Regions from separate parts of the Homo sapiens genome. Here region 2 is linked to region 1. Evidence: chromatin contacts called from ENCODE Hi-C data. All regions are on one chromosome and are shown on one strand. The core of a region is the stretch at or near the end of the contact, and the rest is flanking DNA. Distances in the headings are between cores, read along the strand shown. Region 1 overlaps FRMD4A (FERM domain containing 4A). Region 2 holds the start of MCM10 (minichromosome maintenance 10 replication initiation factor).

The links. Hi-C counts contacts between places; a loop is a spot of excess contacts on that map. Pooled maps may share reads with other maps.
Region 2: a pooled map shows a loop between it and region 1 (8-fold over the local background). The contact joins the promoter of MCM10 here to the enhancer-like site in region 1. A Hi-C loop is called at or near these places in 6 of 50 pooled maps.

Annotation. Positions count from the first base shown.
Region 1 is chr10:13,658,044-13,662,292 of GRCh38, forward strand. FRMD4A (FERM domain containing 4A) reads right to left here. Exons shown (of 25, transcript NM_018027.5): 20 at 2,273-2,510; 21 at 1,280-1,447. Among named protein-coding and RNA genes, the nearest start is that of PRPF18, 73 kb to the left of the region's middle. RefSeq lists enhancers at 2,225-2,274, 2,605-2,664. Within about 2 kb of position 2,133, at least 15 of the 41 ENCODE cell types and tissues checked have a DNase peak (open chromatin) inside an H3K27ac peak, as active enhancers do.
Region 2 is chr10:13,159,441-13,163,689 of GRCh38, forward strand. MCM10 (minichromosome maintenance 10 replication initiation factor) reads left to right here and starts at 2,118. Exons shown (of 20, transcript NM_018518.5): 1 at 2,118-2,166. It also overlaps the pseudogene RPL36AP36. RefSeq lists silencers at 1,867-2,180, 2,203-2,382.

The DNA.
Region 1 (4,249 bases), core at 883-3,382:
GAAGAGGGAGGATCACTTGAGGATGCAGTAAGCTATGATCAAACCACTGCACTCCAGCCTGGGCAACAGGGCAAGACCCTGTCTCTCTTAAAAAAAAAAAAAAAAAAAAAAAAAGAAAACACAAACCAGATGAAATGTCCCTATTTACAGATCAGATAAAAGCAGTCCTACAGAGGCCCTTCATATTGTTTAACCAAATACTATTACATGATCCATATAAATAGACTCCCCTTTCCTGTGAAAACTGGGAAATAGAAGGTTGGTGGCAAATGAGATAATTAAACAATGAATGATGCAAATACTCACCATACCATTACTTTATAATTCATTCTGCTCGTTTGAGTCCACTCAGGGCTTAGGGAAGTGCAAAACAGTATCACATGGCAGATGATGTTGCCCGATGCTGGGACTGCATGTGAACTTCACAGCGGCCCCACGGGCCAAGCACAGGAAGAGGCGAGTCCCACTTCCGACTGCCACTCAGAAGGGGGATGAAAGCCCCCATCACGTGGCCCTCCGTGATCTGGTTTGCTTCTTTTTAGAAAAAGAAGGTGTGGCTAGGAGCGGTGGCTCACGTCTCTAATCCCAGCACTTTGGGAGGCCAAGGTGGGTGGATCACCTGAGGTCAGGAGTTCCAGACCAGCCTGGCCAACATGGTGAAACCCCGTCTCTACTAAAAAATACAAAAATTAGCCAGGCGTGGTGGTAGGTGCCTGTAATCCCACCTACTTGGGAGGCTGAGGCAGGAGAATCGCTTGAACACGGGAGGCAGAGGTTGCAGCGAGCCAAGATCGCGCCACTGTACTCCAGCCTGGGTGACAGAGCAAGACTCCATCTCAAAAAAAAAAAAAAAAAAAGAAACAGAAGGTGTGATTCACTGAAGCCTCATTTTTGCCTGGCTCTTTTGCTCTTTATGAATTTACATTTTGAGGCACTAAAGGAAGTCCAGTATAAATTTAGGCCTCAGTAGAAAGATAGAAGACCTCTTCCCATGCTAACCCAGCCAGCCTCTGTGGCCTCTGCTTTGCTTAGGAAACTTTCCATGCTCCCTGTCTCCAGAAGCCCGGGGATTCTTTGGCTGACTCCAAGTGCCCTGTGCATGGGTCTCTTGGCTAACGGGGGTTGACTGCTGCCAGCTTGGTTTTTTATTCCGCTTCATTTATCCTCCCAGGTTCAGGTCTGACTGTAGCTCATCCATTATTTGGGCCAGCTTGGGGCTGACAATGCCCAATTTTAAAAAGGAAGGCTTGGTCTGAGCAGGAAGGCCAGGCAGACTCACCTCGTGGAATGGACGTAGTGGGGACTCCGGACCCGCAGGTCTGGCGTGGACGGCATGCTGGACTGGGAGTTCCAGTGCGGGAGGCCGCGGATGGGGCTGTTCTGCAAGGAGTTGCTTCCTCCGCCGGCTTCCGCACAGCTTCCTGTGCTGGGGAAGCGCTTGTGGCTGCTGCAAAGCCAAGGATGCCACGTGGTCACCGCCAGACAGACAGCACCTTTCCTGGGGGGCTGGCTAGTTCAGGACAATGATCCCAGCATGTGGGGAAAGCTCGCCCGTGACTCCCACCTCGCTTGGTCAGACCTCTACTGTGGTTCTCAGCCTTTCCCCAGCAGGGGGTATGCCCTCCCCCCTCCCAACCTAGGCAATATGAGAGGAAAACCCTGGTCAGCCTTCTCTGTGTCAGGCAGTGTGACGGTCCTGCCCTTACAGTTTTTGTTTTCCAAGAAACAAATATTTACCTGTCCTGGCACCCCCCTTGGAGCTTGGTAGGGTGATTAAAGGAAATGGGAAAAACAGAGAAGCAGACCGAAAATGCCTTCCCCCCCAAAAAAAACCTCCCTACAAAGTCAGCCCGGTAATGAGCTGATAATACACAGCTTGGATTACAGCTGCTTGGCTGGAGAATTCTGCTGGATGAGGGGGTAGAGTTCTGAACCACTCTGCATTTGCTCCGAGTGGACTTTCACTTGCTATTTCAGAATAGCGCTGCCTGAGATTTCCTAATTAATTCCTCTGGAATTTAACAGCATTCAAACCATCTGCCATCACGTTGATTGTGGGCCAAAGCCCCAATTTCTCTGAGTCACAAAAATGTACCTCAACAGTGTCGGCAGCAGAGGGCGCTGTGAGCACGGCCCCGTGAAAGGCAAACCCCACGGGGAGGAACTAGGTTGATGTGGATTTTGTCACCGTGGATGCTACTTGGGACGGCCCTTTGATTCTTCCAGAGCATAGAGGGAGGCCTCATTTGGCCTCATTCACGATGCAGCTCACCTGGAATGGCTGTGAGAGGAGCGCTTCTTGACCTTCTCATAGGGTTCATCTAAAGAGGACTCACTCCACATTTTGGGCTTGATGGGTGACTTGTCATAGTCGTTGCGGTGATAGTGCATCTGTCGGAGTCCCTCCAGGGACTGGGGAGGAGGAGGCCTGTTGTGCGACGGTGGCCGAGGAGGGAGTCCCTTGTGAGGAGAATGTAGGGGGGATATTGTGCTGGTAACCTGAGAGTCTTCTGCACAAAGACAGGAAGAGAGGAACTGAGCCCCGGTCATCCTTCCCACAGGCTGAGACAGAACCCCTACACCCCTCCACCCGCACCTTGGAGCCACACAGCCAAACCCACACCTTCACCCCTGTGATGAGAAACCCTGAAACTCTTCCCCAGTTGCCAAGACAAGTCAAGACGAGTCAAACCAAACCAGGGCAAGCCAAACCTCCACTGCAGGCGGGATTGCATGGGAAGAGATGCGTCACTTTTGATTAGACACGAATGGAGTGAAGTCTGAACGTCATTAAATACCACCAACAAATGACTGCTTCACACTAAACAGCAAAATGTAGTTACTGCTGTAGTGCTAAGTTGTCTTTCAACAGATGCTAAGCATCTGATTCACTGTGGGAGGGTCTGAGTTCTGGGAGAGTTTTGTCTGTTTCATCTGCTGCTAGATCCTCAGCCGACACATAGTAGGTGCTTGATAACCATTGGTTGGAGAAGAAAAAATGAATGAGGGTCTATATGTCCATTGTAAATACCTGCTGGGTGGATCGGGTGTCTACTCTGCTTTTTTCCCCCAGAGCTGTGTTTATTCTCTTTTAATCTCTTCCTCTATATTTTAATTTTGAAACTGCCTTAACTTTTTTAAGGAGATGAGCTACAAAGATTATGTATTAATAAATGATTCCCTGCCTCCAGGAAAGAAATGATCTAACACGTCAGTGCGCTAGAGGACTTTCAGAAAAAGCAAATTCAGTGAGTCTAGGAGGTGCTGTGGGAGAGGCTGGTCTTGAAGGGGCTTGAGCAGTGGGCAGGCAAAGAGGAGGAGGAAGGAAGGGCTTGAACCAAAGTGTGGAGGCCCTGAGGGCAGGGTACCAGCTGCAGGCACATCTGGCCAGGCAGGGGCTGGTGAGGAGGGGCAGGGGGAGTAAGGGCAGAGCTCTGGCCAGCACAGCCGCCTTCTGTGTGCACCATGTGAGCCAAGAGCCCGACTGATGGGGGCCTGGAATTCCGAGTTGAGATTTTGAAAAGCCACAGGAAAACTTTGCGATGTCTTAAGCACGGATGCGTCGGAGTGAAAAATCCTGTTTTAGAACTATTCACCTGGCAGTGTTCTAAAACTAGAAAGGAAGGGAGAGAGACTAGAGAGGGGGATGAATGAGGACTTCAGGCTAGGGCAGGTCAGCATTGAGAAGAGAGAGGAGGGAACGATTCAGGCTTCACAGGGAAGGCAGACATGGGAGGTGGAGGGGAAAAAAGCACAGAAGCAAACCTTACAACCAACCAACTACCATTCACTTGCCCCTAAATCCATTTCCAGCGACTTGTTTCACAGCCTAATTCTCAGTCCCCCAGCCGTGGACACCCACTATGCACCCACTCCTCCTTTGCCCTCAAATCAGTAAAGGAAGAGTCCCCAGAAAGAGACCCTGCAGTGGGACTGTGGCAAAAGGATGTGCCGACACCTGTGAGGAAGTCCAGGGGTCTGCATCTGGAACACGGGGAAGAAGCTGGAATCACGGAATGATATCTCAAAATTACCCCGTGACATTACCTATTGCTCCAGGCACCCCTCTACTACCAAGGAATCTCTCAATTTTTCTTCCCTTTCCAGGGGAGACTGGGATACTCAGAGGCCAACCGCAGGGCTGGGATCTCTGATGCTCAAGCCCCCCATTTCCTTGTAGCCCAATGGCGTCCCCGGCTTGTAATGAAGCAGACAAATATATTCCAATCTGATTTCTAATAGCACAGCC
Region 2 (4,249 bases), core at 868-3,367, 500 kb before region 1:
TTGTCTTCATAATAAAAGAAAACATGACACTTAGAACTGGATCACTTGGCCGTTTCTCTTCTTACCTCCTCCCAGTTCAAAATGCTAGCATATTTTAATAGCCAGCACTCTCTTAGAGCTGCAGCTGGGCTCAACGCACTCAAGCCTTGGCACAATTTTCTGTAGTTTTAGCCCTTTCCTGGAAAATCGGCTTAATTTGCCCACGATAGCCACTCTGCTTCCTGTCATAACGCCGCTTTCCCTGGGCATACAGAGAATCCTTCTCCTTCGTGTACAGTGTCACTTTGTGGGGTTGGTGCTTGCCACACTTCTTATAGAAAGTCTGGCGGGTTTTAGGAAACTTCGTAATGTTTGTGTGAGCGCTATCGGCACGGAAAAGCCACATTCAATGGATTTTAAAAAATCTATTTGCCTAATTGTTTCTCAAAATCACCTCCACTTCTTTTCTCAAAGTCACCACTATACTAATTCCAATAAAAAGTGCTTGATTCTTCACTTAAGGAAGGTTTGCGGGCTTAGGTTGGTTCTGTTTCTGACTCCTTGCCCGGAACTGGATGCAAAGAGGACCTGGAAAGTGAAGGTGAAGAAAAGAACTTCAGAGTACTGATCAGAATTAGTCAAGGAATTTCTGCATAATGGCTAAGAATAAATCTATGACGAATCTTTTTTTTTTAATAACTAGATGTAGTGATGCATTTATTTATTTATTTATTTATTTATTTATTTATTTATTTAGACAGAGTCTGGCTCTGTCGCCAGGCTGGAGTGCAGTGGCGAGATCTCGGCTCATCACTGCAATCGCCACCTCCCAGGTTCAAGCGATTCTCCGCCTCAGCCTCCCAAGTAGCTGGGATTACAGACGCGCACCACTACGCCCAGCTAATTTTTGTGTTGTGTGTGTTTTTAGTAGAGATGGGGTTTCACCATGTTGGCCAGGCTGGTCTCGAACTCCTAACCTCGTGATCCACCCACCTCGGCCTCCCAAAGTGCTGGGATTACAGGGGTGAGCCACCGTGCCCGGCCTTAGTGCCGTATGTTTAAAAGTACGCATTTAAACATACTTTTTCAATTTGATTACTAGAGTTCCTCCATTACTATGAATTTTTAACACTAGCAGCTCTCAGAAATGGTTGTATTCCTATTCCTGAGCCAATATAGGTTTAAGTAATAGGGCTGAGCTCATAAATGGAGCAGTAATATTCCATTAGGACACAGAAAAAAGTCAACGTAGATGGCATCAGGACTGTTTATCTTCAGTCTTCCTAAAGTCGATTTTAATTGTTCTGAAAATGAAAGTACGTAGTGGATAGAGATAGGATCTTATACCAAAGGGATTATTAGTGGGGGAACTGCAGTGCCTGAACAGTGTCTGCAAGGAGGAAAAGGGGGGAAAGACTTAAAGTGGCCATTTGGTCCATCAAAGTCTCTTCTGCTATCAATCCCTTGAAATTATGTAAAAGCTAAATGTTATTCTGCATTTAGAAACTATGTTCTTAGTATTATGTACAAACACTATTTTTTAGAATGTAAATACATAAAGAGGCCTGAATTTTACTGAAAAAAAAATCTGTGAAAGATATGGTCTGCTGATAAGTTCTCTTCAGCCCTGACGCCCCTTAGAAGTCCCAAAATCTATGGAACAGGAATTACTCGGGAAATGGTGGTTTCAGTGTAAAAGATGTCATCTACCCTTTCCCTCACTGCACAGATGGTGAAGGGGAAACTCAGAGAGATAAGTCACTTCCCCAAGGTCAGACAGGGTAAAAGTGGACCGGATCTGTTTGGTCCTGAGCCCAAACATTTCGAATGGACATAAGGCTGACAAAGGAACAGTCGGTCCCAGAGCGTCAGGAGTTGAGGTGGGATGGGACCGCAGGGAAAATACTGGGTGGGATGACTTAAACTTCCCGGCACCAGGGGGCGCCAGACACTCTATTTTACCTAAAGGAGACTGGCTTCTACCGACAGGAAGGTCCCTTGCCCCCAACAAAGAGGGCGTCCAATGACGTAAACCAATCCGATTGCTCTGTGCCAGGGCCGGGATTCGCTGGCGTAGCCAGTCAGTGCTGCCCCACAGCCGCGTGCGTCTGACGTCAAGGCAGGGGCGGGATCCGGTTGGAATTTTGGCGGGTTCAGCTGTGAACGAAGAAGGCGTCCCGGCATCGGGTGAGGAGCGCGGGCCCCGGGCGTGCGTGTGACCCTCGGGCGGCGGGGCCGGGGCCGCCTCGCACGTCTCTGCGCGGGTTGCAAGGGGTCCGAGGCTAGAGGCGCGGGGTCCCGGGAGCTCGGGTGGGCGCGATCTGGATTTGGCGGCAGCTTGGGACCGCTCGGAGCTGGCATGGCCGGGCCGGGGGCTGGGAGTTGCTGGCCGTCTACTAAGGAATCGGGTTCTTCCTTTTAAACGCAGCCTTTTAAGTGCTTGCCAAGTGCCTGCCGCCTGGGCTTTCTTTTATTCATTCATTCATTCATTCATTCATTGGTTTCTCGTATTCATGATTTGCCAATGATTATTGAATGCGGACGGTGTGCATGGCTCGGATCACATTTCCGCTGCCTTCACAGCGCTTACAGTTTAAAGGCACGAGCAGGTAGTAAACAAATGCACGACAGTGGACGACTCAGGGTGGTCCAGAAAGTCTCAGAAAGATGAGTAAGTGGAGACCGAAGGGCGAGAAGGACCTGGGGGGAGCTTTCTTCGACAGAGCCTGAGACCTCAAAGCAGCTTAGTGTGTTCCAGAAGGTGGAAGCGGGCTGGCCCGGCTGGAGCATCGTTATGGGTGTCGGGGTGGGTAGAATTGGACGTGGTGGATTGTGGAAAATGTGAGGGAGTAGAAAGCTTGGAAAGAGAGAGAGAATATGAATCATTGCCTCGCAGGCTTTGTAGATTTTTTCTAAGGGCAATGGAAAATCATTAAAGAATTTCAATGAAGGGACCCCCATGATCTGATTTATGTTCCTAAAGGTTACTAAGGAAAGGGAAGATTACCGTGGCTGTCGTATGCAGAACAGATTGCACGGGGACAAAGAGACCAACATAGAAAGCTAACACAGTCATTGGGTTAAAGGTTGACGGTGGCTTGGCCTAGGGTTCTGGCAGTGAAGTTGGAGAGAAGTGGCAGATTTGAGCAGTGTTTTGGAGATGGGACCACAGTACTTGTCAGTGGCCGTGGATTTGAGGGCGAGGGAGGGTGCACAGTTTCATTTTGGGGGAAGGCAAGGCCGGTTACAGACTTGAACGAGACAGTTTGCTCCTAACGCTCAGGAAGCTTACTGTCCAATAGGTTCCCCAGTAGATAGCACAGTGTGTGGCACATGAGGGATCCGTGGAAATGTTGGTTGAATGAATTTTTAAAAAGCGGCCAGGCGCGGTGGCTCACGCCTGTAATCCCAGCGCTTTGGGAGGCCAAGGCGGACGGATCACCAGGTCAGGAGATCGAGACCATCCTGGCTAATACGGTGAAACCCCATCTCTACTAAAAATACAAAAAATTAGCCGGGCGTGGTGGCGGGCGCCTGTAGTCCCAGCTACTCGGGAGGCTGAGGCAGGAGAATGGCGTGAACCCGGGAGGCGGAGCTTGCAGTGAGCCAAGATCGCCCCATTGCACTCCAGCCTGGGTGACAGAGACTCCGTCTCAAAAAAAAAAAAAAGCACCTTTGGGAGTCCAAGGCTGATGGATCACTTGACATCAGGAGTTCAAGACCAGCCTGGGCAACATGGCGAAACCCTGTCTCTACAAAAAACACAAAAATTAGCCGGGTGTGGTAGTGCACGTTTGTAATCCCAGCTACTTGGGAGGCTGGGGCAGGAGAATCACTGGAGCCTGGGAGGCGGAGGTTGTAGTGAGCCAATAGCACCACTGCACTCCAGCCCCAGCGACAGAGCGAGATCCTGTCTAAAAAAAGAAAAGAAAGTACCATAATCACTGTAATTAGTTCCTTGACATTGAACTTGCCAAAGAGCACATGTAAGTTAAATAAGAGCCTAGAAAAATGTATACTTTCTTACTTGCAGTTTAAAAAATAACCTTAAATGAAAAGAGAAGTGCACAAAGTGATACAACTTTGTCTTAATTAGCTACGCTGTTTCTCTGTGCTTTGCTGACTAGTATTGAATCAAAATCCTGATTGTCACTAAGGCTCCACCTAAGTAGAATCATACAGTAAGCTGTCGTGGATAACGCAGATGTCAGGTGTATTACAGTGAATAAAATGAAAGAATAGCCTAATGTAGATCGACCCCAATAATTTG